2 separate regions of the Mus musculus genome follow, and region 2 is linked to region 1. Evidence: chromatin loops called from intact Hi-C (ENCODE). Cell type or tissue: heart. All regions are shown on one strand. Links, peaks and the distances in the headings refer to the core of each region. The heading gives the core; the rest is flanking DNA.

Region 1 (15,006 bases), core at 5,357-7,856:
TGTTTTATGTTGGACTTCGATTATTACAATGACATTGTGGAACATAGACACCCTCGCCTTGTTCCTGGTCTCAGCGGGGTCGCCCTATTAACTATTGACTTCATGGCTTGTTATGCATGGCCTTTACAATGTTGGCGATCGATGTTCTTGGATGTCATACTTACTGAAGTTTTCTCCTGGATGTTGAATCTCACCCGAGGCCTTCTCTGCATCTCTTGTAATGAATGGACGAATGACATTATCCTTCACTTTGCCAGGGATCCATACTCATCAAGACTTGAGGTTTTCTTCCAAGTTGGGATATTTAAAACCCCACCCTTCTTTACTTGCTTCCCAATGGCCTCTGCGAGTCTTCAGGCTACCCCTTTGGACCTTGCCCACTGCTAGATTCATTCCTGTCTCCTGCCAAGCTCCTTCACACACATACACACAATCCGCCATCAGGCCATGTTGATAACATCCCTTACCTCTAGCCATGCTTTGGTCACAAGCCCATGCCACCATTGTCTCTCCCTGCAGCTTTGGCAGCCTCCACTGATGCCTGACAGCTTTTGATCTGCAGATTTTCTGTGCTGCCCAGCCCCTGCTGGGTGCTTCAGTGTCTAAGAGTGGGCTCTAAGTCCACCTTGTCTTACCTACATTTCTTTAGCTGGGGTCACTGCTTCACACTGTTGAAATTTCTAGTTGTTTGTTGTGACAGCTGTCCTGGTGCCTCTTCTAAGGGAGGCTGTTCAGGACCTGACACTACCCACACTGTTTTAGTCTCATACCCTCCCCCAGACACCCTGTAAGTGGCTAGAATGGGTATGCTGGCCACTGTCTTTGTACCACTGTGTTTGGCCTACACTCAGGCATGAGGAACCTAGCAAGCATTTGGTGTGTGACTGAACAAGGAAATGAACAACTCACTCCTCATTTGATGTTTGTTGTTGCTAAACAAGCAAATCAGAGGAACCCTGCTTCAACAGAGAAGGCATTCCTCCCCCCACTCCCACCCCCAAGCTGTTTGCTAGAATGACAGCAGTCTTGGCCGTCTTTGCAGGCGTCCTTACTGCCTGTGGCTCTGAGCTGCTTATTGTCTACTTACTGCCGGGGGCAACCGAGGTGGTGATTATTGCCTAGGTCTAGGTTCTCTTGCATCAGGATACTTGGTCTAAGAGGGACCATGGGCACTTGCAGAGAGACTGCCACAGCACTGTAGTCCTGAAGAGTTTTTGGAAAAGAAGTGATCCTGCCAACTTTGACAGATTGGGGGTGAAGAAATGATGTCAGGCTCTGTCTTTGCTTTTTATATGAAATTTAACATGATTCTATAGGTCACACTATATGACATGCGTGCCTGTCTAGTTTGCCAGATATTGAACCAGTGACAGATGGGCAGGTAGGGGCTCAAGTTGTTATTAGGATCATTGTCCTTGGAGTATGACTTCTGTCCTGTAGTGCTAAGATTGCTGCCATTACGAGAACTAACGAACAGCCAGTTGGAGCGAGCATGCACAGGTCTGGGGCAGCAGGTTAGTGGAGCTAACACCACAGCAGTCTAGCCTTTTCGTGTGCAGGAGCCCGCTACAGCACAGGCAAATAGCTACAGGTTCACCTCTTTGTGTGGGCCTTCGTGGTTTTGCATCTGCTGCAGCATTGAGGACAGGTCTCCTGGGCTGGGAAATTGGGGGAGGTTTCCACATGTGTTAGGAAACCTTGTAAGGGCCGAGAGCCATCAGAGGGGAAGCCAGAGAATGTCAGGGACAAAGATGCTGTCTTAAGGTTTCTGTTGCTGTGAAGGGACATCATGACCATGGCAACTCTGTTACAAAGAAAATCATTTAATTGAAGCTGTCTTACAGGCACAAAGGTTTAGTCCGTTTTATCGTCATGGTGGGAAGTCATGGCGGGCAGACATAGTGGAGAAAGGAGTACTATATCCAGATCAGCAGGTGGGGGTGAGGTGGGGGGAACGAGAGAATGAGAGAAGGGGGTAGTGACTGACTCTGGGCCTGGCTTGAGCATTTGAAAGCTCAAAACTCATCCCCAGTGACAGTTCTCCAAGGCTACACCCATACCAATATGGCCCCACCCACGCCAATATGGCCACACCTATTAATGCCATTCTGTAAACATTCAAACAAGTACCTATGGGGGGCTTGCTTTCTTTCCCTCCCTCCTTCCCTCCTTCCCTCCCTCCCTCCCTCCCTCCCTCCCTCCCTCCCTCTCTTTCTTTCTTTCTTCACCATTGCTCTCACTAGACACACCAGAAGAGGGCATCAGACTCCATTGCAGATGGTTGTGAGCCACCATGTGGTTGTGGGAATTGAACTCAGGACCTCTGGAAGAGCAGTCAGTGCTTTTAACCTCTGAGCCATCACTCCAGCCCGGGAGGTGGGGTGGGTGGGGGGACTCTTATTATGTCTTTTCAAACAACTGAAAATGTCTCCTTTAAGCTGGTCACTTCAGGTTCCTCTTTTTACTGACCCGTGACTATTCAGTTATTTTGGTATCTTACTACTGAGCAGTTAGCAGTAGATTAGCCCTGTTACCATTAGTGTCTTAGTTTCTTCCCTGTGGGTCTGATAAAATACCCCGACCAAAGCAACTCCATGATGGAGAAAGGCTGTTCTGGCTCACAGTCTGCTGTGGCAGGGGCGTCCTGATGGCAGGAGCAGAGGCAGCTAGCTGGTCGCAGTGCAGGCAGCCAGGAATCCAACAAAATGATGGGAACTGATGCTCAGCCGCTCTCCTTTGTATGCAGTCCAGGTCAGCAGCCCAGGGAATGCTGCAACCCCTCTTCAGGAGGGGCGCCTTCTCACCTGATTAACATAACCCTCACAAGTGTGCCCCAGGGCTTGTTTCATAGATGATTCTATAGCCTGTCAAGTTTAGAATCAATATTAACTATCATAATTAGGAAGTTAGATTTTTTGTTTGTTTGTTTGCTTGTTTTGGTTTGGTTTTGGTTTTTTGAGACAGTATAGCTCTGGTTGTCCTGGAACTCACTCCGTAGACCAGGCTGGCCTTGAACTCAGAAATCCGCCTGCCTCTGCCTCCCAAGAGCTGGGATTAAAGGCATGCACCACCACGACCGGCGGAAGTTGTTTATTTACATTGTGAATTTAAGTCCAATTGGGGTGATAATATGAGCATCTTGTGGTAAGAGGTATTTTAAAGTCTGAGCAATTGTCTTATAAATAGATGTTTTGATATCTATATCTCAGCTCTTGTTGAGCATATGCAAGCTCTTGAGTTTAGTCTAACCCAGGACACCCCCATCGTATCTCACAATCAGGTACAGATCTGTGTCCTTTCTGTTAGTTTAGTGGAGCAAGGCTGGGTTTAATTAACAGTAGTTAATAAAGATATTTTAGTATAGGCTTAAGTATAAGGGTCAAGCCGGGCGTGGTGGTGCACGCCTTTAATCCCAGCACTCGGGAGGCAGAGGCAGGTGGATTTCTGAGTTCCAGGACAGCCTGGTCTACAAAGTGAGTTCCAGGACAGCCAGGGCTATACAGAGAAACCCTGTCTTGAAAAACAAACAAACAAACAAACAAACAAACAAGAATTACGCATTTCTTTTTTGGGGGGGGGGGGGAAGTAAGCAAGAAACATACAGGCTCCTCCAGGAAGAGCATCTGGCATAATATATTTTCAAACTCATGATACTCTTTCGGATTCTCTGACTGCCTCATGTAGATTGGAACTGCTCACCTCCAAACTTAATAGTACCAACAGTTTCCGCCCTGATGTTTGTTTTCTGTGCCTCGGTGCAGAAGTGACACATACAATACCCCGCCTTTGGACATGTCCTTTGAGATTTCCTCTCGCTGGGTTGTGGCAGCAACCACAGCTTCCAGTGAGCTCCATGACCACTGAGGAACAAGCATTTCCTGTCTCCTTAGGTGGCCATCAGAATGTTTCCAGCTGCTGGGAGCCAGGGATGTCTCACCTAATAAAACACTTGGGGAACAGAGGTGTGGTCCCTGTGCTGTTTGGGTGTCAGTCACGGGGCAAAGATGGGAGGCACAGGTAAAGAAATGCAGGTGGAGTGTCTCAGGTTAACAGTGACAGAATGATGGAGAGGGAATCAGAAGCAGACAAGTAGGCATGGAAACATGCCCACGCTTTGTTTATTAGAAGGTGCTGGGAGTAAGGACATTCTGTGGCCCTTCCTATTCACGGCTTCTTCCTGGGTCATAGAGGAAAGAGTAGGTACCCACTAAAGACATGTCCACGCCTTGGCCCACTACCTGCCATTGTAACAGCACAGGCTGGGAAATGATAAATGATAAAAATATATTTACCAGGAGTTACAGAGACAAAGTTTGGAGCTGAGACAAAAGGATGGACCATCTAGAGACTGCCATATCCAGGGATCCATCCCATAATTAGCCTCCAAACGATGACACCATTGCATACACTAGCAAGATTTTGCTGAAAGGACCCAGATATAGCTGTCTCTTGTGAGACTAGGCTGGGGCCTAGCAAACACAGAAGTGGATGCTCACAGTCAGCTATTGGATGGATCACAGGGCCCCCAATGGAGGAGCTAGAGAAAGTATCCAAGGAGCTAAAGAGATCTGCAACCTTGTAGGTGCAACATTATGAACTAACCAATACCCCGGAGCTCTTGACTCTAGCTGCATATGTATCAAAAGATGGCCTAGTCGGCCATCACTGGAAAGAGAGGCCCATTGGACAGGCAAACTTTATATGCCCCAGTACAGGGGAACGCCAGGGCCAAAAAATGGGAATGGGTGGGTAGGGGAGTGGCGGGGGGAGGGTGTGGGGGACTTTTGGGATAGCATTGGAAATGTAGTTGAGGAAAATACGTAATAAAAAATATATATATTTACCTCAGTCCCAGAGGCTTGGCAGTCCAAGATGGAGGAGCAGCATCTAGACTCTAGATTCCAGAGAATGGAGGTCTAAGTCAAGGGCTTTTGTGCTGCATCCTAACGTAGTGAGAAACAGGGAAAGATGGAAGAAAGCAAGAGGAAGCCAAGCTTACATTCTCAGTAATGACCTTACTTCTACAATAGTGCATTAGTCTGTTTATGAGGGTGGAGCACTGGGTATAGTGATCAGTTCTCAAAGGCATAGATAGATGCTTGCTATGTCGGTTAAGTTGCAGTGTGAGATTTGAAGGGGCTCTCTATTAGCTACGTCTTCTGTCACTGTGACAGATACCTGGCAGAAGCACTGAGAGGGAGGAAAGACTTATTTTGGTTCACAGTTTCAAGGGATAGAAATCCCTCATGGTAAGGAAGCCATGATGGTAGGATGGCTGCTGTCTCTGGGAGAAGCACGAGGCAGCTAGTCACATCACAGAGGTAGACAAGAAGCAAAAGACTTGGACCAGAATTAGAAGCAGTTATCACCTTCAGGGTCTGCCCCCATAACCCACTTCTGCTTGTGTGACCTCAGTCCCCAAAGCTCCACATTGTCCCAACACAGTGCCACCAAATACATGAGACTTTGAGGGACAGTTCATAGTCAAACTCTTAACAGGGACCTTGAAACCACAGTGACCCACATAACTGATGTCTTGGTCCTTTGCAGAGAGGTTTCTGCATGGCCGGCACCTGAATGCTGTCTGTAAACTTACAATATTGCAACCAAACTCATCAACAGAATGTGCTGGCTGCTCAGGGGCCACCATGAAAGCTACTGGCCATGCATCTTTATGGGGACAAAGAATTGTGTCGCCTGCGAGACCCTTTTTTCAACACAGAGCTGCTGAAAGAAATGGGTGCTAGAGCAAGCCCTATGGTAGTTTTCTTCCCTATAACTTTCTCTTAATGGAGTTTTGTTCCAATTTCCTCCTTCCCAGTTTCCCTGTGGTTAGGCCCCATTCACTCCTTGACTCAAAAGAATGAGAATGTGCATACTGGTTGGCTACCAGAAACTTTATAAGGGGAGACCAGAGCCTCCCCTTCTAACGAAGTGACTCTAGATCCACTTCTGCCAGACCAAGACATACCTGTGGCGGGGGAAGGGTGAGCTGCCTAGGCCTTACGGATAGCTGGTTACCACTGGCTGCAGTCACTGGTGGTGCCATTGCACGCTATTGTCAAATGCCTAATAGTAAGGTCTGTGCCAAGAGTTGTGAAGGGCTCTGCAAGAAGACGTGTCCATGTGTTAGCTCTAGCGGAGGAAGGCAGCTTAGTGTGACAACAGAGAGTGTTTTGGCTACAGTGTAGTGTTGATGTGGTGATCTGAGCTGCCTGGCTGCCCAGGGCAGGGCGGGGTGGGGCCCCTTCTGGACCCTTGTCTTTTCCGGTAGAAGGACACGCTGCTGTTGCCTTCCCTGAACCGTGGACTTCCTTGACTCTTGGATGGAAACCAAGCAGAAAGCTGATCTCTCAAACCAGAGATAAAGTTAGTACAAAAAGCAAAGACTCTCTGAAATGTGGAAGTGCGGGGGAAGCACAGCACACGCCCCTGTAAACAGTTGAACTGTGGCGCCTATGCTCTCCTGTCCCTCTTGGGCATTTCTGTGTCAGTGGCACCATCAGCCTGAGCCTGGGAGCCCACTGGCACACAGCCCGAATCTGACCGGTCTGCTTCCAGCAAGCAGAGGCAATTGCTTTTGGTCCAGTGACCTTCCAAGTGCCTCCAAGATTAAGGCCACCCATCTGGAAAAAGCTTTCATTGCTCTGAATGGCGAGTGCAGGAGGCAGAGACATAGGCTCCATGGTGACTTCTGTCTTGGCATTGGTGCAAGCCTTAGGTGGCCTTGGCTGGTGGCCGCTTCAGGATTTTACTGCTGTCACAGAGGCAAGTGAACTACGGGTAATCTAGACAAGCCACCTGACAACGTTAGATGGCACTTTTTCAAGACTCTTTGAGCCCCTGAGTTCATATGAGGTAAAGGAAGGAAGGGGCAGAGCCTGTACCTGTCGTCCCTGAGTGGGCATTACCTGCCTGCTTCTGTATCTCATACCACACCTGCACGAACCCCTACTTCAGAGACAGCAAGAAGATTTTCTCTAGGTTTAAAGCCTACCTTTGAAATCTCCATTTTCATCCCAATTTCTCCAAGGAATATAGTTTAGCCCCATAACCTAGATAAGGAAAGCGTGGGACCATAGCATGCTTGTATGAAATTGACATATTTTTCAAGTGCACAATTATTGTATCTTAAGCAGTTACCCAGATTCACGTCTAATGCATAAACATTTAGCTTCTGTCATTGGATATTTAAATGAAGCCACAGCACATGGCTTCAGAAACCACCTGTCTCCTTGCATGGGATATTGCTGAGTCCCAGATACTCAGGTGAGCCCCCTGCCCCCCCCTCCTCGCTGAGCTGCATGTGCATAGTGAGGCTGGCAAGGAGGGAGTCCTGTGAGTCTGGGGAGTAAACCACTTTGCCCCCTGGAATTCCAAACTCAAATGCATATGACTGCAGCAACATTGTAAGTTGGGATAAAGTGAAAACTGTATTATATAGCTATGATATAATCAGATGGGATGGCCTAAACTCTAATAAGGAATGAACAGAAATTTAAAAAACGACAACACCCTCCCATAAGTACGCTCTCTCTTATATGGAAATAGATTATTTATTTGGAATACAACCAGTTCTCAGAATGCAGGGTGCTAAAATGCTGGCTTCTGGCCCCTGTCTTTACCGGTGCCCTGCAGTAATACTGAAGTGACAGGAAGGTGAGGGCTCCTCTCGGGAGGCACGTCGGCTTGGCCGTCAGGAGCACACATGTCATTCTGTGGATGCCACACTGGAATGGATTATGTGTGTTTGAGGTGAAGGTGTGTACTTGGTGCTGTGTGGTACTTAGAATTTTAGCACTTACTTGCATGCGTTTGAGCTGCACGACTCCTTGTTCCCACAGCCGTCACAGCTTGCGGACAAAAGCCGAGTAATTGGATATTCAGGTGGCACAGAATAGGCATCTGTACTGTTTGCCAAGAAATGGAAAGCCTTGAAAAGCCGAAATATGATGCATGCATTTGCACCTAGCTTCCTGCAGGAAATACGATGCATGCATTTGCACCCAGCTTCCTGCAGGAAATACGACGCATGCATTTGCACCCAGCTTCCTGCAGGAAATACGATGCATGCATTTGCTTCCTGCAGGAAGAGGTTCAGAAGGTATTAAGCCTGTTCCTGCGTCACTCAGGTGTGCTTTGACTTGCAAAGAAATTAATTGCACATTTACAAAATCAGCATACAAATCATTAACTTCGATCAATAAATTGATTACTAGTTAAAATGAAAGGCCTGGGTGTGGTAGCTCATATCTGTAATTCCAGCACTTGGGAGGGCTGAGGCCTAAGGATTCTTGTGAGTTTGAAGCCAGCTTAAACTATACACTGAGCTTCACAGGCAGTGTGTGATACACAGTTAAGCCTTGTCTTTAAAATAAAAAGTGACTGAATATTGTTACTAGCTTAGTAATTATCAGCATTTTAAAAGTCGTTTGTAGAACAACATGCTATTGCTGTCACAACATAAACAGACCTGTTTATAGCATAATTAAAATGTAGTTAGGCGGGCTGGCGATATAACTCAGCAGGTAAGAGCACTGACTGCTCTTCCGAAGATCCTGAGTTCAAATCCCAGCAACCACATGGTGGCTCACAACCACCCATAATGAGATCTGACACTCTCTTCTGCTGCTGTCTGAAGACAGCTATAGTGTACTTATTTATTATAATAATAAAAATAATAATAATAAAAAATCTTTTTTAAAAAAACAGTACCACCAAACACTATAACCTTCAGTTTCATGGTTGAAAATAAATTTCAGTAATTTCAATACTTACCTCTCTGAAACAGTTTTCATAGTATTCTCCTCTCCTCTCCTCTCCTCTCCTCTCCTCTCCTCTCCTCTCCTCTCCTCTCCTCTCCTCTCCTCTCCTCTCCTCTCCTCTCCTCTCCTCTCCTCTCCTCCCCTCCCCTCCCCTCCCCTCCCCTCCCCTCCCCTCCCCTCCCCTCCCCTCCCCTCCCCTCCCCTCCCCTCTTTTGTGCGTGTGTGTATCTGTATCACCCATCTAGATATCTGTTAATCATCTATAGCTATCATCTGTCTTATCTATCTTGGTATTTCTGAGACAGCGTCTAGTATATAGCCTAGGCTGACCTAGAACTTGTCATATTACTCAGACTGGCGCCAAACTCCTGGATCAGCTTCTTAAGTGGTGGGATCACCTTGAGCCTCTACACCTGATGTAGTCTTTCTTGGTCCCAGTAGCATTGGTAGCCACTACTGTATGAAACACCCTAGGGGACATAGGACGGCTCCCATAGAAAAGCTATGTGGCCTCAGACTGATCTAGCTGATGTGTGCAGAACACATAGTGTTATCCCCATCCTCAGTCTGCCCGTCATTCACCTGGTGGATGATGAGGACGGCGAAATCAGACTTGATTTTGTTTACTTTAACACACTTTTCAAAGTCTTCAGAGATACTTGGAGAAAGCAGAGGAGGAGCAAAATGCTGGGCCAGGGTGGTAAGCAGTAGGACCAATTGAGCTACATAGAAGGTGCTGAGAACCAGAGAAAGGGCTCCTGTGTTAGAGAGGGAGGGAGAGTTTCTCAAGAGCCTCCTCACTTGAGTTAATGATGTCATGGCAAAGTACATGCCTATGGAACAGGCAAAGAGAACTGCCTCTAGCTATTGCAAAGAGACTCCAAGACAGGATTTTGTGTATTCAGTTGGGCAAGTTGGCAGATGTGCAGCTGACCCCTACACTGGAGGGGAGGAATGGTCACTTGAACCCACAACCTGAAAGAATCTGAGACGTAAGGGGACAGAGCCAAAGCAGAGACAGATGTCACCCACAGAGGTGCTGGGGCCTCCTTCCTCCCACTCCCAGATCCCCGCCCACACTTGGCTCCCACTGACCAGACCTATCAGATGCCTTTAGTCATGATAGCTTGGAATTGTGATCCCCTGCAGGAGAGAGAATCCGAGAGCAGAAGAGGATCTGCAGTGGGGTCAGCCTGTGGCCTAAAGGAGTAACCCAGGGGCGGAGAGCTTGCCTCACTTGCGCAAGACCCTCAGTTTTCATCGTCGTCGTTGTTGTCGTTGTGGTTGTTTGTTTTAGTAAGCACCACAGAGCCAAACAGAATGGAGCCTGGCTGGGGAGAGGTCTGGAGACCTGCAGCCAATGACATGGCATTCCAGTGACAGTTCCATTTGCAGACCAGGAAGTACTCCGGTGACAGAATGAAGGCTGGAGGATGGGGGGTGATTGGGATTACAAGATGGGAGGGAGCCAGGGCAGACTTGTCCAGAAGGAAGGCGCCTCAGGCTAGGGATAAGGTAGTGTGCCACTCCACATCCCTGGAGGTCTCGTGAGCCAGGCAGTGATGGTCTCTGAGACTTGGTGGCCACAGAGACTGGGGCAGAGGGCTGAGAAGGTCTCTAGGTTCTGGCCGATAGGTGACAATCCTGAACTAACTCCATGCCCAGTCACTGTACTCTAACTGCTGGTCGCTCATCCCCACCCATCACCTAGTAATGGTCCGCATCAGTCAGACTGAGACCTCAGATCGTGCTGAACCTAAAATGTGTCCATCGTTTGAGTTGCCGACACCTCTCCCTTTGTGCTTCCGGGCTGTTGCTAAGTGAAACCAGGATTACTTGAACTCAGCACTGCAGTGCCACCGACAAGCATTCTGAGACAGATGGCTACTGAATGCCCAGTAGGAGAGAATGTAGTGTACGAGGCGTGGGTAAGCCAGGCAGAATGACAGTTTATATCCTAGCCAGGACAGGGAAGGATGGTGCAAGATGCAAAGAAAAACCTATGAATTGCCTGCTTTCGGGACACTCGTTTTAATGATTTTTGGGTCTTTTGTCTGAATGTAAGTGGAACCATGGAGATGAACGGGGATGTGCGGCTGTTGCACGGTAGTCCCCAGCCTCGCTGGTTTTCGGACGAGCATCGGATGTGCTCCGAGGTGGTGTCCGTAGCCCAAGCTGATGCATAATTTTACCCCTCTGACATTTCTGGTTCTAATTGAAATGAGTTGGTCACAGCTGGTTTTGTAGAGATTTCTCATTACGAGTGGGGAGAAACATTCCACTGTGGAGTTCATTCACCCCGGAGGCCAGCTTGTGGGCAACTGGATGTCACAATATTCCCATCTCGAATTCTTTCTTGGAGTTCCCTTCAGAAGCATCTCTGGCAGGGGTCCCATGATTTATCAGGCTTGCCATGGAGCCAGTAATTGAATTGCGACCCTTGTTAGTTAATGGGGGTCAAAGCATCGGTTCTCAATAACGCAACTTGGTGTGTTCCTCGGAGATTCTGGGAAAGCTTTTGTTCCTTCCTGTGACTTTCACTTTCCACTCTAAAGCAGTAAACAGCCTTGCTTGGCTCATGGACAGACAGTAAGTACATCGTTAGCTTTCTAAACCCATTCAGATGGAGTCTGGATCTAAATTTACGTGTTTTTTTTTTAATAGTAAATGCTTACTGGTGTAATAAAAATGTAAGCATCTTCAACCTAGAGAAATAGGGGCAAGCAGTGCCTAGAGTGCTACTTGGGTGGCTGAGGCAGGAGGATTGCTGTTCAAATACAAACTTAGTGAGACCCTGTCTCAAAGTAAAAAAGTAACGAGACAAATAACAACGACCCAGTATCATTGGAAAAAAGGGCTGTGATACAGTTCAGTGGCGGGAGATGTTTGTCTAGCATATGTGAAACCTCTTAAAATGTAATCACCAGCCGGGCGTGGTGGTGCACGCCTTTAATCCCAGCACTCGGGAGGCAGAGGCAGGTGGATCTCTGAGTTCGAGGCCAGCCTGGTCTACAAAGTGAGTTCCAGGACAGCCAGGGCTATACAGAGAAACCCTGTCTCGAAAAACCAAAAAAAAATAAAAATAAAAAAAAATTTAAAAATGTAATCACCAGTTGAAGAAACACACACAAGTATGTCATGATCTGTCACCTAAGTAGATACAGTCAGGAAAACTGATGCAGTCTTGTATCAAGATAATAGTCTTGAGTAAGCTGAAGTGTTCAGTCTCATGGTTCTCAAACCTTAACAGCCCATAGATTTGCTCATATTCCCACAATATCATTATGCATTGGTAATACATGGGGTGAGGTTCCACCGCCCTGGAAGCACATACGGATTTTCTTACTCACTTCAGAGGTACAGAAGTGACCCCTGAATTGGTCTTGAAGAATGATTAGATTTTATACTCAGGGTATGTAAACATCCTGCCCCATTTCCCATGATTCTCAGCGCTCATTGCATTGGGCCACCCCTCCAATGGCAGGCACTGCTCTGCTTGCTGTACCCAGTTTGTTAAGGACTGCCCCCCACCCCCACCCCCCAGCTGTTGCCTGAGAGTTGAGACTGGTCACCTTCATTCACCTCCTGCCAGGCACACCGTGTTCCCAGCTGTCCTTTCCTCATGCCAACTTCCACTCACCATCCTGAACCCCTCGAGGGGCCTGGCCTGCTGCTTGCACCCTCTGGAGGATCATGGCATCCTGAGTTGATGGATAGTTCCCTCTTATTTCATAGACAGCATGAAGCACAGGTTGCTGAGATGGCTTACTGGAGATTGTGTGACAGTAGTAGGTTTAGCATCTAGGCATAGCCCCATGTCTTTCAAGGAGCATTTTCAAATGTCCCAACATGCTTCTCTGTAGCCCTTGAGCCTCCAGGGTCCTCTTAACACAGGCTTTGTCCTGGACTAAAAAGGTCTCATGGTGCCCTCTACTGGTGTCACCAACTTCAGCCCCGCTCTAAGGCGGGAATCCTGCTGTCCCCTGTGTGACTGACACAAGTCCTCGAAAGACCATTATTACTACTCGGCCTTGTGGTCAGTTCTTGCCTGCAAACTGGATTTGGACACTTCTCTCTGTGGTTCATTTTAAGACTCTGAGGCGTATGGAAGTAAGCACACTACCACCATGCTGAGGACAGGCAGGCAGTCTAACTGTTGGTCCCTTTCGCCTCTCAGGCAGAATTAAGACTCAGCTCATGTGGCTCATTCAAATGCACCCACGGCCCCTCCCCGCCCCCACGCCTCTCACACACCATCTTCTCCATTAGATTTGTGCACCGCAAAGGGCCCAGTTAGGCCATCAGTCTTCCTATTAGTAAAGTGCTGACAGCCTAAGTCAGTAGAGACTCCCACATCCTGGGTGGCATCAATCCTTTATCTGTTCCCCCTGGCTCTCCCTGACAGTCCTTCCTCACTGGGCATGATACAGGGGCCAAAGGGGAAAGAAAGCAGTGCGCAGGAGCAGGTAATGCAGACTGCCGCTTCACATAGATCAAGTCCAGCTTGAAAAATGGTGAGCTAAATAAAATAGAACCTCAGGTTCTCTCTACAGTTTCCTCTTCCTGCCTTGGCTGTTTCTAGGAGGTAAAGGCCTTGACTAGTATCTGAAACCAAGTTGGGATTTGATTTCTACAGGTCGGAAGGTGCTGGAATTGGAGTCAGGTGCCCAGGGTACAGATCCCAGCAGTGCCTCTGTCTCTCTAGGCATTGGTTTAATGCATCATTCAGAGGGGACTAGCAGCGGGACCTCCAGACAAATGCCCTCACCTGCCTGCGTGGCCATGCAGTTTTCTGAGTGCATTCTGATAGCCCCAGACTTCTGGGAAGGCTCAGTGATGCTGTAAAGGCCTCAGCCCAGAGCCTCTATCTACCCTTGACCTTAGTCAACCGCCTAGAAATGATGTAAGCATTGTCTGACCGATGGCCTTTTGTGGTCTCATAATCTGAAGCTCAATTATTAATTTATTTATTGGAAATAGAAGGGCCATGACATTTGAGCCATCCTATGAAGGCCGAGAAAGGCTGAGATGGACTTGATTGATGGGAAAGGTTAAAGATGTGGTGTTCTCACACACTTTTGGGGGTTAGGTAGTGCTGTGGAGGAGGCTTGGGCAACCTTGGGAGGAATGGGCACAGGAATGTATAGAGGCTTGGATGTAGGACCAGAGGGAAGAGGGTATTTTAGTCATATGTCCATGTCTTGAGTTTCTAACAGCCCCATGTGTTTCCTCACATCACTCTATGGACAAGTAGAACTTTCTGGGTGTCTTCTGCACACAGCCTTTCCTCCAGCTTCTCTGGCTTGGTATGTTGTGCCCTGAGTCCCTATAATGCCGTAAGTTTCTCTTACAGTTTTCCTTAGTCACTTGGCCTCTGTCAGAACTCCCAGGAGTCCACCAACCGAGCCCCTGCTCATACAGGCTGGTGTTTCAGTAGGCGTGTTTGGAAGTCACGGTGGGGTTGATGTTTCATAATAAAAGATCCCTTCCGTTCACATAAAGAACAAGGTCTTACCATTTGCGTTCCAGGGTCTTCTCGGGGTTTCGGGATTTCTCCGTTGTGTCAGATGTACATCCATAGCTGTCTTTTTCGTTTCTCCTTTGAGGAATACATCATTTGCATGCCTTCCACTCTTGCTTTGATGAGAAGTAGATTTTAGAGTAATTCTTAATGACCCAGCCTTGTCCTGGAGCTTGTGGGGTTTTTCTTCTGTTAGCAGTTGTTAGCTTGAACGATCAGCCTCTATAGAGGCGCCTCCTTGGGGACAATGGTTAAACGCCTGCTTTGTTTTGTGCTGCAGGCAGTAGCTGTGACTACGGATCCAGATGCACACAGCAGATGTGAAAGCCAGGCTGCTGTCCTTGGAGATGAAGGTCTGGAGCAGGGACCCCCAGTTACCGGCGTGAATGGGGGTTTGAGCCAGGCTGCCCACCCCAAGAACATGACAACAGCCCAGGATGGCCATGGGCAAGGTGCCACAGCCACTTGTTCAGCCTCCAACCCAAAGGCCCCGAAAATGGTGACATCCTCAGCATGTCAGAATGGAGGCTGCAAAAGCAGCCCCAGCAGTGATCCCGAAGCCGGGGAAACCAGGCTCAGCCCATCGAAGCTGGTACGTCTCTTCTCTGGTAGTCGGAAGAGGATGAATTCGAACTCTGAGAGACCTCGCTCAGTCGTCCTTGTGGGGAATTCCTCCACGTGGAATGCCCTGGCCTCCTTCCGTAAAATGGGCTCCTTTAA
Region 2 (15,006 bases), core at 5,984-8,483, 84 kb before region 1:
CCATTTTTTAAAATAAATGAACTAAGTGTTCTGATCTACTGGCCACGAGCAGTTCTTTCATGTCTAATAAGCTGCTCGTACCGGTCAGTGTCTGAGCAGGGCCCGCCATCTCAGCCCCACTGCCTTCTCAGGTCTGGTCTGCCATGCTGTCCCCTTAGAAGCCGAGGACTGACTTCCAGCTGTCCCTGGTGTCTTCACTGCTTTTGTCCAGATTCTCGTGTGATATTTCCACTGCTTGGCCACCAAGACCTGTGCTCTCTATGCAGAAATCCGTGGGCTCAGTTTGAGCTTTTTGTTGTGGTTTGAGAAAAAGCTTGGACGGAGATGGACTTGTCTAGCTCCGAACATGCAGTGATAGCTGCCTGGCCCTGGTGAGGGTCTTTCAGCTACATCACAGAATGATGAATCCCAGGATAGCGTGTGTGGGAAAGATCACATGGAGAGACAGGGAGCTGGAGGTTTCAGGGAGATGCCAGGCCTCTTTGAAGCAGAGCATTCCAGATACTAACCAGTCTCCTGAGCACATTTATCCTAACGAAGGGCAGTGGCCCGAGTGACCTAGCCACCTTCCCTTAGGCCTCAGCTCTTAAAGGTACCACCTCCTCAATACTACCACACTGAACACTAAACTTCCAGCCTGTGAATATTGGGACACACATCACTTAAAAACCTGTCTTACAGTTCATACCCACAGTCTTCACTTAACAGGAGAGGCTACTTACTGTGAAGGGTCACAGGCAGGAAAGCCTGGTTTCCAGGAAGCTGAGTTCACAGAAATAGCATACTCAAGGAAGTAGAGCCTAGCTAGCCCTAGGCAAGTCCTGACTCTCTCCTACCGCAGTGTTCCTAAAACAGGGTTTAGAAGGCTAGCTAGACCGTGTTCGCTTGAAGACTGAGTTTAGCTGTCCACTTTGCATGGCGTATGCAAAGTAAGTAGCAAGTTTTGCATCAGTTATTTAATATCGTAGGGAAAACATTTTGGCCCATATCTTCCTTTTTAAACATCAAATCGCTTTTGAATTGGCTGTTGATGAAAATGACTTCTTGACTAGTGACTATGTTATCTTTTCAACCAAAACACAAATAGAAAGCCCAGAGAATGTATTATGTAAGTTTGTAAAGTGTTCCCTGTGGTTGTGGGCTTGGTCTTCTGTGTGGATTGCTTCCTGCTGGAAATGTGTTCTACGAGTCTGAGGGCAGAACACTAACTTAATTTTTCATCTGTGGAGCAGTTCGGCAAGTTCCTGTGTGCTGCTGTTGCTGATGAGTGATGAAGAGTGCGGTCAGATTTTATCATTTGGGCATGCTGCCAGGCAATGCTTTGGCTCTCTAGCAGCAGCCTGTGGAAACACTGCCAAGCAGCTCCTTGAAAGTCTGTGAAAGGCGGGTGGGTGTGGACACACGCCTGAAATCCTAGCACCTGGGTGGCAGAGAAAGCAGGATCCGAGCCCAGGCTACCAGGGGAGACCCTGTTCGAACAAGCAACAAAACCTTGTAAAACAGAAAACCTAAAGATCCTGACATTCAGAGAAGATCTCTGACTGTACAGGGAGGCTGGCCCAACACTGAGCAGCTCTAAGCATGAGTCCAGATGCTGAACTCAGTAGCTGTCCCAGCCCGGGCAACTCCTCTTCTGCCCACCCAGGCTCTGGCAAATACTTCCTAATTATTAAATAACTTGTTTCTAATTTACAGCATTTATAGTTGTTAAAAAAAAAATCGGCAGAAGGGCTGGCGAGATGGCTCATCAGGTAAGAGTACTGACTGCTCTTCCAAAGGTCCTGAGTTCAAATCCCAGCAACTACATGGTAGCTCACAACCACCTGTAATGAGATCTGATTCTCTCTTCTGGTGTCTGAAGTCAGCTACAGTGTACTTATGTATAATAATAAATAAATCTTTAGGCTGGAGCGAACAGGGACTGAGTGAGTGGAGTTAACCGAAGCGAGCGGGGCCGACTGGAGCAAGCAGAGGTCCTAAAATTCAATTCCCAACAACCACATGAAGGCTCACAACCATCTGTACAGCTACAGTGTACTCACATACATAAAAAAATAGATAAATATTTTTTAAAAAATACACAGAAGAGGGACAGCTCTTGGAAGACATGAATTACTTTTTGATGTGTTCAGGAATTAAAGAACGTGGGGTGGTTGACTTGTTTTTCTTGTGTGTATAGTTTTTGGTTTTGTTTTGTTTTGTTTTGTTTTGTTTTGTTTTGTTTTGTTTTGTTTTGTTTTGTTTTGTTTGAGACTGGGTCTCACGATATAGCCCAGGCTAGCAGAAACTCAAAACCCTCCTGCTTCCGCCTCCTGAGTACTAGGTACAAGCACATGCCTCCATACCTCTGGAACAACAGCAACAAGTGTCTGAACACAGGTACTCAATTCACTAAAGCTTTGCCTCATCAAGAACACAAGACAGATGTGACATGGGTTTTCACTGGTGGTTCCTCAGCTTGTCGCAGCCTTCAGTCTCCTGAAGTCACATCGAAGCTTGTGGGGCCTCTACTCCTGGGTATGTGGAGTGAGTCCTGAGAATTGGTGTTTCCTTGTTGATGGTGGCGTGTCAGGTTCTAGGACCACTGAGGACTTCTGTGAAGGGGCTGGGAGCACAAGAGGGCTTGAACACCTAGCACGATGCCAGCACCTAGCACACAAAGAGCAACTTGTATTAGGCACTTAACTATAACTACTCCTCAGCTTACTCCTCCTCCTGTGCACAGAGGAACCGGTTCCATAGACAGGCACCAGCTTTAAGGACAGCCCGTGCTCCAGTTGTTGGGGGACCTGCATAAAGGCTGAGTTTCACATCTGCTACATGTGTGCCATGGGACCTCAGTCCAGCCAGTGCATGCTCTTCGATTAGTGGCTCGGTCTCTGAGAGCCCTCAAGGGTATCCAGGTTAGTTGACTCTGTTGGTCTTCCTATGATGTTCCTATCCCCTTCAGGTCCTCAATCCTTCCCCCAACTCTTCCATAAAAGTCTCCAAGAGCTCCATTCAGTGTTTGGCTGTGGGTCTCTGCATCGGTCAGTCAGATGCAGGGCGGAGCCTCTCAGAAGACAGTTATGTTAGGCTCCCGCCCATAAGCATAACAGAGTATTATTAATAATGTCAGGAACTGGTGCCTGCCCATGGGATGGGTTTCATCGGGCTGGTTATGGGTTGGCCATTTTCTCAGTCTTTGCTCCACCTTTGTCCCTGCAAAGACAAAGGGCAAATTGGGACTGGGAGGCAAGGGGGGTGGAATCACAAATACATATGATTATAAAATTAGGATTTAGAATAATGAGGAGGAGGAAGAGGAGGAAGAGGAGGAGGAGGAGGAGGAGGAGGAGGAGGAGGAGAAGAAGAAGAAGAAGAAGAAGAAGAAGAAGAAGAAGAAGAAGAAGAAGAAGAAGAAGAAGAAGAAGAAGAAGAAGAAGGACGATGACAACAACAACTTTACAAGGACCACCTCCTCTAAGTCACTCAGCACTTACCAAACAGATGCTTGTTTCCATTCTACAGTAAGAAAGAAGGAGCTTAGCAAGTGTGCAGTAAGCAATGACATAGACTTTGAGGATTAAATTGAATATTAGATAGATGAATAGATAGATAGATAGATAGATAGACAGACAGATAACTAGGCAGGCAGGCAAGCAGGCAGACTGACTCTTAGACAATGTTTTCTTTTACTTATTAAAGTTCTTACCAAATTCTTGCCAAGGCTATACTTGGGAATATTTTTTTTTTTTTTAACAAAGAGGATGAATGCTTTATTTGTTTCTCAGTGTTGCAAAGCCGGTGCTTCACGGTGGGAAAACAACAGCCAACACAGCACATGGTGAAACAAAGACAGTACTCTCCTGCCTCTGACACTGTACAACACTTCCCTACATTCCTAGGCATTTCCGATGAGAAGACACTAAGTCTCTGAGCCAAATCCAGTGGTGGATATGGGCAAGTTACAAAATTATGTAAGATACGCTACTGTTATCTTGACTTATGAAAGTCTTATAACCGGTAGGTAGGGTTGAGACCATGAAGCTGTGGCTGGTCTAGAACTCGTTGTGTAGCCTGACCTTGAACTAACATCTGCCTGTTGCGTGCTGGGATTAGAAGGTGATCTGTCACTAAACCCAGCCTCATAACCACTTTTCACTGCAGATGTTCTTATGAATTCTAAACACCAGGGCTTAACCCGTTGTCTAAATACTTAGTATGGCAATTATCAAAAATCTGTACACTGTGTTTATCTGCATCCTTTAGGAAGTTGGGGGTGGGTCTTAAGTAGCACTGTCAAGAACAGTTTCTTTCCATCAGTATTGCTAAAAGTTATTTCAAGTCCTCTACTCTCCACCAGTTTAAGACAAGCATGCTGGAATAGGTCGCATCCAGTTTTCTCTGGAAGTGGAGGGGTGTCATGGTCACCCCTCAGTGGACTTCATGTACTTCTCATATGTTTCTTCACTCATGAATTCATCCGGCTCTGAAGGGTTGCTCAGTTTCATGCTGGTCAGCCAACCGTCTTCATAACAGGATTTGTTGACGAGCCCTGGGTTTTCGGCAAGTGCTTCATTGACTTCGGTTACCTCTCCTGACGGAGAGGAGAGGAGAGCTCACTGGCAGCCTTCATGCTCTCCAAAGCGCCAAACTCCTCTTGGTTTTTTGGGTTTTTTTTAAAATACTTTTTTTTTAAAGATTTATTTATTTATTATATGTAAGTACACTGTAGCTGTCCTCAGACACTCCAGAAGAGGGAGTCAGATCTCGTTACGGATGGTTGTGAGCCACCATGTGGTTGCTGGGACTCGAACTCCTGACCTTCAGAAGAGCAGTCGGGTGCTCTTACCCACTGAGCCATCTCACCAGCCCCGGTTTTTTGTTTTTGTTTTGTTTTGTTTTTTCAATTTTGTCCCAACTCCAGGCAGACGACAGTAAACAACATCTCCCAAAGCTTCCTGTGCAAAATCACCGATTCCCACCATTCCAGCACCTTCCTCTGTTGTTATCCATTCATGTTTCTCTGTCATTTTACGCACCGACAGCAAAACAGATCCGGTGTGCAGTGAGTGGCACTCAGCGCCCAGGGTCACAGCGAGCAGAAGGCCAGCAGGGTGGTGCACAGGCTGTAGGCCACACAACCCGCAAGCTCCTCGCAGCAACATGATCAGAGGGTCCGGAGGGTAACTGCGCGTCACCTCTGCCATCAGGCCGGCTGGGAATATTTTTGAAAAAGGAAATGTTTATAAAAATCTAAAAGATGTCTTCAAATATATATATCCTAAGGTGTCTCTGTAAATAAAATGCTGGATATTTTGTTTGTTTCCTAAGTAGCTGCAGGACATTAGGTCTGCAGAGCCTAACATCTAGCAATCCCTTTCAAGCGATGTTTATCTAGGGCTTTAAAGAAGCCTTTGTCCCCAGTCCGAGGTAGCCTCTGCATAGTGTCAGCCACTGTCACTCCAAAAGAATCCTCACAAGTGGCCAATGGCTCCCTCAGAAAACCCAGGGGCTCTCCAGGTTCCCCTAACTGGCTTTTCTAATTTAGCTAAGGCTTTTGGACACGTCCCTAAACTACTGGTGGGACACATCCTCTCTGCAATCTTCACTTTCAACAGTTGTTCTGAAAGCTACAGAGATGCCTAAGGCTGAGTGGGAGGCCAAGAAGGGGACTTCACCCAAACTGCCTGCAGTCCCCTCAAGGGACAGCAGCCTGCAGTCAGCTGGGGAGCTGCACCCACAGACCTTCTTAGTAGTGATTCCATCTGCCTCTTAATCAGAACCCAAAAGCCCTGGCTTTCTTCACATAGCTATGGGTATCAGTTGTCTCCCACAGACAGTGTAACAAGAAACTGTTGCCAAATTGGGTGGGGTGGGGGGGTTGATTTGTTTATTTCAGCTATCTGGAGGCAAATGGATGGGCTCACACCCTGCTGTGATGGGTGCCTGGCATTTGAGTCGGCTGGGCTTCCTGCTTCCCCTGGGCTCTGGGAGTTCACTTTCCTCCAGCGCTTAGTTTCCCATTAATGATTGCTGAGGAATTGGAGTGAGACTGGGAGAACTTCAAAAGCTCCTTGCCTCTGTGAATGAGCAGTTTTACGGAGAGTTGTCTAGACTACGACTGGCTACTGGCTCTCTCTGTCATTGTTTTTCTTGGAGGAAGATTTATGTCTCTCATTGTCTTTTCTTCACCTCTGTCCCTAATGTACCAACAGCAACCACAGGGAAAACAGCTTTCCCCACATTTTCCATGGAAGAGGCTTTGTGGGCGGACTGCTGAGATTCAGATTCTAGCTCGGCCAGTCACTAGCTGTGTGACTTCCGGCAAGTTTCTCTATCACACCAGCTTGCTCACCTGTAAAACGTCTATGATGATAATACCCAGTCCCTGGAGTCCCATGGAGATTAAATGAGATTAAATGTTCAGGGACCAGTGAGGTGGCTCAGCATCTGCCACTCTGGCCAGACAACCAACGTTTGACCCCCATAAAGGTGGAAGGAGGTAACACACACCAGGGCTCCTGTGCCCCTCCCTCTTTGTGCACACATGCACAATAATAATAATTATGAAATTTCAAAACAGAAACAAGATTAAACATTAACACTTGCAAATGCTAACAGAGACTGGGCACACAGTAAGTGTAGTCAGTCTTCCACGTCCAGAGACTACAACCGACGACAGGAGGAGATGTATATCTTTTTAAACTGTGTATTTGCTTGGTGTTGGGTAAATAGTTCCTTTAGTTAAGTGTTTTCTGCGTAAGCGTGAGAACCTGAATTAAATTCCATGTGCACACTTAAAACAACAGGCAAGGTGGCACATGCTTGTAATCCCATAGGGAATCAAAGATGGTAGGTTCCTGGGGCTCACAGGTCACCCAGCCTAGCCTAATTGGCAAGCCCTGGGTCCCAGGGAGAGACCATGCCTCAGAAGACAAGGGCTTCTGAGATTGAGTCATGGCTGACCTCTGACGTCCAAAGACTTGAGAGGACATGTGCAGGACACCTGCGCATACACATGCATTGTTTGTGTGCCCGTGTGTGTGTGTGTGTGTGTGTGTGTGTGTGTGTGTGTGTGTGTGTGTGTTTGCGCTCCCGCAAGTGCATGGGTGCTTGCTCTCGTGAGTGTGTGCTTTAAACATATGCAGTCTCTGTTGTCATTCCTTAAAGAGAACAGTCTATTTACTCTGTGCTATTTGCAGGTTAGCTACAGGTGATCTAAGGTATTGAAAAGGAAATGTGTAAGCCCTGTGCAAAAACTGCACCACATGGCACAAAGGCTCGAGCACCCCGGACTGGGAGGAATCTGCTGGAAGGAAGGTTCAACTCTGTAACTGCCATTGTTGCTGCAAATGCTCCACATGGAAACCAAAGTAGCCTTCGAAAAGCTTGCAAACTGCTGAAGCTGAGGGCATGCTGCCTCAGAGTCCTTGGGAGTTACTAGAAGAGACCAAACAGGTTTGCAGCCTTGGCTTCAGGAAGGTGACTGGAGCCAACATCAGGAGCACTGATTGTGGGAAGTTTCCTGGGCTAGAATTTCTGGGGCAGGAGGAGGCAGGATAACAATGAAGAAGAGGAAGTGGGGCCGCCTTGGCCTTGCTGGCTTTTTATTTTTTTCTCTTTTTTTAATTAAAAAAAAATAGAAGTCACCAAAGCAACATAGGTCCATTGGGATACACAGGAATGTTTAAAGTAGAAAATAAGTCCTTAAATGTTCCTCCACCACTAAGACAAAAGGATGGACCATCCAGAGACTACCCCACCCAGGAATCCATCCCATAATCAGCCACCAAACCCAGATACTATTGTATATGCCAGCAAAAGTTTGCTGAAAGGACCCTGATATAGCTGTTTCGTGTGAGGCTATGCCAGTGCCTGGCAAATACAGAAGTGGATGCTCACAGTCATCTATAGGATGGAACACAGGGCCCCAATGGAGGAGCTAGAGAAAGTACCCAAAGAGCTGAAGGGGTCTGCAACCCTATAGGTGGAACAACAATATGAACTAACCAGTACCCCTGGAGCTCTTGTCTCTAACTGCATATGTAGCAGAAGATGGCCTAGTCAGCCATCATTGGGAAGAGAGGCCCCTTGGTCATGCAAACTTTATATGCCCCAGTACAGGGGAATGCCAGGGCCAAGAAGTGGGAGTGGGTGGGTAGGGGAGCAGGGCAGGGGGAGGGTAGAGGGAACTTTTGGGATAGCATTTGAAATGTAAATAAAGAAAATATCTAATAAAAAAATGTTCCTCCACCCAGAGGTACTACTATTATTAATTCCCTAATGTATTTGCTGTTTCAGGCTTTTGAGATACCCTGGGCAAAAGTTGCCTATGGGAAGTGAAGGTTTCAGAACTCCAGGTATTCCAGGTACAACTCCACAAGACTAGGGTTGGCAATGGGGTGTGTTTCTAGAGCCTGTGCATCCAAACTGTCTCCACACAAAGAAGCAACAGGATTCATGAGACGTATGTCCAACAGCCTTTGCCCTCTGGCCTAGCCCAGAATGTTTGGGGTTAGTCTGCTGAGCCCCAAAGAAGATACGACTTCAACACGGAAGGCAGCTGTCTGACCCTGTGCAGAGAAAGCAGCCGATGATGGCGCTATGGCTGAAGGTTCTATTTTATTTTCAAATGTTGGAGACTGAACCCAGAGCTTCCTCTCTGCTGGACTAAGTTGGTGCATCCTAAGACTTCCTTATAGTTGTGAGATGTTGGTTTGGTTTGTCTGTTTGATCTCTACAGCCTGCAATGGTTTAGATATGGTCTGAGTATGCTTGAGAAGTTCATGGCTGGGAGCTTGCAGCTTGGTCTCCAGGGTGGAGGTGGTGGGACCTTTAAGAGGTAGAGCTTGAAGAGAAGTGATTATGTCATCAGGGGTGCCTCTCTCAGAGGGATTAATATGGTTCCCAGGGGACTGCCATCAGTTCCCTTGGGGGAGGGTTGGGGTGGGGGAGAGGTGGTGTAGAGATCCAGTCTCCCCAGATCTCTCAGGTGTCCTGTCAGGTACACTGTCATCATGGTGCCATCTGTAACATGTGGCACCGTCCATGTTTTCTGAGCCTTAGCAGAGAGGGGGATACATAGAGCCACCCAGTCTTAGATTTTCAGGCTCTAAGATTGTCAATTTAAATAGAACATCTTTCCTTGTAAAGTGTCCAACCTCAGATGTTTTGCTCTAGAAACAGACAAAAAAAAAAAAAAAAGACCACGTTAGAATCTTTCTTCTTTCCCCGCTATGAGATAAGGTGCAGGAAGAGTGGCCATGCTGTTTGCTTGAGAGATGGCTTCCCTGTGTGGCCCAGGCTGGCTGCAAACCCAAGTCTCCCACCTCAGTCTCCAGAGTGCTGAGATTATAGGCTAAGTGCCATGTTTGGTGGTTTTCACATCTCTCTGAAGTCACTGACTCCCAAGAGCAGGCTGTAAGAACCACCCCCAATATGATCGGAAACAACTTAAGACAAGGTAGAGAGGAAACACTGGCCACACCTCCTGTGCGGACGTCAGACGTCAGAATGCTGTGCTAGCTTCTAGATTTTAGTGAGAAGGGCAGCTCGAAGGTGGGTATGTCACTAGCTATCAGACATGTTTAAGTAAACAGAAGCATTCAACCCCTTCAAAATCAGAAGCATGAGGGGCTGCGGAGATAGCTCAGTGGGTAAAACGCCCGCTACAAAAGGCATGAAAACCCGGGTCCAGACAGTCAGCACCCACAGTAATAAAGCAGGATGTGGCTGCAGGCCTCTGGGAGCCCAGTGCTAGGAATGGATCCAGGACCTCACTGGCCAGCCATTCTAGCAAAAGTAACAAACTCCTGCTTAGAGAGACCCTGACTAACAACTTACATAGTGATAGAGAGAGACACCTGATGTGCACTCCTGGCCTTCACATGTGCACAGACATGTGAGTGTACCTGAGTATACACATGTACATGTGCACACAGACACATACACACACGTGTGCTCACATGCGCTCACACGCACGAGCACACATGCTTGACTAAAGAACCATGTGGTCTCTCTTTTCAAGTGACTCCTGTTATGTGGTCTCACTTTTTAAAAAAAGATTTATTTATTATATATATAAGTTCACCGGAGCTGTCTTCAGACACTCCAGAAGAGGGTGTCTGATCTCATTACGGATGGTTGTGAGCCACCATGTGGTTGCTGGGATTTGAACTCAGGACCTTCAGGAGGGCAGTCAGTGCTCTTAACTGCTGAGCCATCTCTCCAGCCCTGTGGTGTCACTTTTAATGGTTGTAATGAACCAGAGGAGTATAACTAACTACTCCTTTTTTTTGGAGGTAGAGGATGTATATAGTCATGCTTGCTTCTCTTTGTTCCTCACAGACTCCCCCAAACATCTGCAGTGCTATCAGACGTCTATAGGGTATTGACAGGTTTGTGATTGGCAGGAACTGAAGTTTCTTCCTGGGTGACAGGGGTGGAGGAGAGGAACCTCTGAGAACGTGATGGTTGGCAGGGCTCTTTTGTTCATTGTCCCTCTTTCCTTTGCTAGTGTCTCCTTTCTCCTCCCTCTTGAATGTGTCCTCTAAGGTTAACTCTAAGTTAAACATGTGCAGAAACCCAGGTAATCGTTAGAACTGGCACAGGCCAGCTGGAGCTGCTTCTTCTGTATTCTTCAGCTCTGGAGCCTATGGGGAGGTTGGTGGCAGTCATTTCCTCTAGCAAAAGTAAAGAAAGAAACCTTTAACAGTAAGAAAGGAAAAGTCTATCCATTCCAAACGAGGGTTCCATGCGGCATTAGGAGAACACAGGGACCATTGGGAGCCTCTGGGTCCAGGAAGTCCCTGATAGGCAGGAGTGAGAGGAGACACCTGCCTGCTTCCTGGCAGACACAGGTAAGTGGTGGAGTTAGGGACCAAGTTCCGAAGGTTCTCTTCTGCATAGCCTCTGCCTAGACAGAGGATGCAACTCCCCTCCAGATGGGAGACACACAGACCCTTAGCTTCTTCCCACATGCTCCAAAACTCACCCATGAGAGACCGGGTGTGCTAAGGAGTAAAGAGACTTAGGCAGAGTGGACAGTCTACCTGGTGCAGATTAATAGCCATGGAATTTCTTCCTCATACTTGGCTAATATCTCAAAATTGAGAGATGGGGGGGGGGGGCGTTGGAAAGGGGGCGGGAACAAAAAGGAGGCAGGAGTTCATCTGGAATGTAAGCAACAGGGAGGGCAAAAACCGTAAGGGAAGTTTACCTTAAGAAAGGAGGGAAGGAGCCAGAAGAAGACCAGTGCAGAGCTGAAAAGGTTGGCATCTCTCTCCAACCCGAGGGTTCTGCGAGTGTTATAATGAAATTCAGGTCAGCAAGAGAAAAATGTATACCTTGTTCATTCAGTCTCCCATGATGTGGGAAACTTCAGAAATGAAGACACAAAGGCCCTGGGGACACTGTTCATTTTTCTGCTTAACTAAGTGAAGACTGGGCAGATTGTGGGGATGTAATTCAACAAAAGGGTGCGAGGTGTGTTGGTAACAGGCTAAGGGCTCCAGCCAGGCCCGTATACTCTTGGCTCTGGGTGACAGTCCTTCCACTCAGGTTTGAAGCAGGACCTTTTACACTCTAAAATTGAATCTGATAATCCATTCTCAGACAAGGCTGGTGGACATTATCTTCTTAGCAGACTCCAACAGGGTCTGTTGTGGGGGTTGGGAGTTGGAGAATGGGACTGGAGCGATGTTCTTTGGCACTGTGGCTTTGGGAGACTTCATATCCAGCATCCCTCAGTTTAGAGCTAGCAGCCCTGTCTCAGTGGCAGTGTTCACAGAGGTGTGGCCCTGGCTTAGGAAAACCACATGAATAGTGCCTAGCCCAGCTCAGTGACAGCAAAGTCACCTTCTCTACATCCAAAGGTGAAACAGGATATTGCCAGAAGCCTGGAGATAGACAGTCTTGCCAGGGCCTGCAACAGTTACTAGAAGGTTGCAGGGAGGGGTCAGAAGTAAGATCTCATCTCCTCTTCTAGATCCTTCCAGTCCCTGCTTGTGCCATGGGATGCTGGAGTTCCAGGATTTAGCCAGATAGAGTGGTCTCTGGGGACACAGCTGGATAGGAAAGGGCGATCTGCAGGCAAGGCCAGAAGACAGAAGATGTCCTACACAGGAGGCTGAGGAAGTGAGAGGCGCTTAATGAGCCACCTCAGGTGGACTCAGAGCATTCCTAGAGGTGCCAGCCACCATGTCACCTCTCCCAAGCTGGGAAGGTGCACAGGACAGGTTGACCTCCCATCCTAAGAAGGACCTAAGATATAAATAAATATTCAAACTTATAGTATGATCATTGTTTATAAAAACTACCAAATGCAGCTTAGTATTTGCTATTATGATGTTTAGAAACTAAGAAGTTGGGATACATCTCTTATGAAATGGGATTTGGTGTGTATGTGTGTGTGTGTGTGTGTGTGTGTTTGTGTGTGTGTGTGTGTGTGTATGTGTGTGTGTGTGTGTGTATGTGTGTGTGTATGTGTGTGTATGTGTGTGTGTGTGTGTGTGTGTGTATGTGTGTGTGTGTGTGTATGTGTGTATGTGTGTGTGTGTGTGTGTGTGTGTGTGTAATTTAGTTTTATTTTATGTTCATTGGTGTTTTGCATGTGTGAGGGTTTCTGAAGCCCCAGAACTGAGTTACAGACAGGTGTGAGCTGCCATGTGGGTGCTGGGAATTGAACCCAAGTCTTCTGGGAAAACAGCCAGTGCTCCTAACCAATCAGCCACCTCTCCAGCCCCACTCTTAGTCTTTAAAACCTGCAGAGGGGTAACTTTAAGGAAAGTAATTTTTTTCCACCCTCCAAAAGCAAATAACATTTGTTGCCAGAGCCTCAGGAAAACAATCAACCTCATCTGGCTGCTGTAGCCATGGGACGAGCGCAGCACCCAGGAGACACTGGTTTTAGACTCATGGTCATCAGTGCCTTTGATGGACTGGCTTCTAATGAGCGTGCGTTTTAAAGAGAGGACTCCTGCAGCTTTAGACTCTAGGTCTCCAGTCCAGTGATTTGGGCTGAAAGAGGAATCGTCTGAAGTCCAGTGCCAGCGTGCAGGTCTGCCTCCCACGGCCCATACTAAAATGCCAGGGGGTCAGAAGAAACACCCAGAGATCAAAGAATTAGTGGGAATTCTGTCCTGTGTGGGCAGCAGGGGAAGGGGTGAGGGGACAAGACCCCAGCTCTGACTAATTCTTCCATTCCCATGGTCCATCCTTTTAACCCTTGAGTTTTGGATTAAAAGACTGTCCCAGATGCAGACAAGGCTGGCCTGGAGACTTGTAAAGGGCAGGAGAGAAAGCTTGGATCAAGTTCTCATGCCCTTCACTGGGCAGACAGGGCTTGGGGCCAAGGAGAAACTTGACCTTTGCTGGGGGCCCGAGGAAAGCTTTATCTGATGCATACCTGCAGGAAAATGAATGGGAGGGACCCTCCATATCAAAGGGAGAGTGGTGGCTTTGATTCTTGTCATCCGGCTGTATCTTTGGGCACGATGCCCAAAGGCTGTGTGATGGACACATATTTATCATTCATGACTGAAGTCAAATACACTTTTGTCCTTTTCTTGGTCAAAAGTCCTCAGTCCCAAACTTCCCACAGGAATCAAGCCAAGAACCAAGAGGAACCAGGCCTGTCTCTCAGCTTTAAAGAAGAAGAAGAAAAAAAATGAGTCAATAACAATTGTTTAAAATTTTTGTTATTGTAAAACTATAAGGCTGGGGATTTTGGTCCAGTGGTGGAGTGCTTCTCTAGATGACTGTTATCCTGGGTTCCATCCTTAGCTCTAAGGGAAAGAGAGAAGGAAAGAGAGAGGGAAGGAAGGGAGGGAGGGAGGAAGGGAGGAAGGAAGGAAGGAAGGAAGGAAGGAAGGAAGGAAGGAAGGAAGAAGGGAGGGAGGGAGGGAGGGAGGGAAGGAAGAAAGGGAAGGAAGAAGGGAGGGATGGAGGGAGGAGGGAGAGCAGACTATAGAGAGAAAGCTAAGGGCAGCTTTGGCAGGACGGCAGTGATAAGGAGAAAGCGGAAGCACTGTCTCAGGACTGTGGATAAGGAGCTGGGCTCAGACCTCTGTGTGAAGCAGGAGCACATGAGAGTCCAGAGTTAAGGAGCAGATTGAGATCAGAGGAGGAAAATTGGCTAAGAAGAACCTCAGGGACTAACTAAACCCACCCAACAGGATTCTTGCTGGAGACAGGCCTGGGTCCCCAGCTGTTGCCTGGAGGCTCAGAGCATGAGCCATCTGAACAGACTTAGAAGGTGCTCAGAAAGAGGGTGCTCTGGCCCAACTAGCTCATGGGGTACCTTTGCTAAGAGCAGGGTTTTGTTTGTTTTGTTTTGTTTTGTTTTGTTTTGTTTTGTTTTGTTTTGTTTTGTTTTGTGTTGGATGTATACAGAAGAGCCTGGAATATTCTGGAGTTTAAATACGGCCTGCAGGGATTCTGTATTGTATCCCAGTGGCTCTGGGGTGAGGGTAAAGGTTAAAATTGTCTTGTGACCCTGAGCCAGGAACCTAGATGGATCTTGTGCCACAGAGTCACCTTTCTTTAAGATCTCAGGTTTTAGGTAAGTGCAGAGGGGAACAGGGGCCATCTGGAGGCTCCCTGCCCAACCCTTTCCTTAAGGAAGTCTCCTGTCGGGAGCTGGCAGTGAGCCTGCAGGCTGACGTCATCTGATCTTAAGGCCAGTATTTGCTGGAGGTATGTTTGCTCTGTGCCCTGTGTGTGCCAGGTACCACATGTAAAGGCATGGAGCTAAGGAAGTCGTGAGTCTCTGTGCCCAGGAGTCCACCCTGGAGACCACTGGGCAATGCAATGGCTAACATCTTCATCCACATAGCCTCGTGGTAGCCATGACTAAAGAGCAGAGCCGTGACCTGGGCAGCTAAGGCAGAAACCCATTTGGTTTCTACTGTGGGTCACTGTGGGTGCCTACCCATAAATGAATAAAAGGATAAATTCTAACGCTTTTAGGGGGAGGACTGGTAGAGCCAGGTGAGGCCCACAAGGTAACGAATGTTGTTGGTA

What was found. A loop is a pair of places that touch in the nucleus more often than their neighbours do. Peaks named below come from ENCODE experiments on the same cell type or tissue, not always from the same donor. Only the 100,000 strongest peaks of a DNase experiment are listed, where the experiment ranks them.
Region 2: a loop joins it to region 1, with 3 times the contacts of the local background. A loop is called at or near these places in 5 of 42 quality-filtered maps.

What each region holds. Positions count from the first base shown.
Region 1 is chr14:60,676,288-60,691,293 of GRCm38, forward strand. Spata13 (spermatogenesis associated 13) reads left to right here. Exons shown (of 13, transcript NM_001033272.2): 2 at 14,567-15,006. The coding sequence starts at 14,708. It overlaps Gm41165 (a long non-coding RNA gene), which reads right to left and starts at 8,005. Exons shown (of 3, transcript XR_003951186.1): 1 at 7,806-8,005; 2 at 4,845-4,943; 3 at 2,369-2,864. In heart, for the core only: no CTCF peak of the experiment used is centred there; DNase peaks (open chromatin) are centred at 6,264 and 6,454.
Region 2 is chr14:60,591,746-60,606,751 of GRCm38, forward strand. It overlaps a transcript of Spata13 not described here. Among named protein-coding and RNA genes, the nearest start is that of Gm41166, 24 kb to the right of the region's middle. In heart, for the core only: no CTCF peak of the experiment used is centred there; a DNase peak (open chromatin) is centred at 7,506; H3K27me3 peaks cover 580 bases.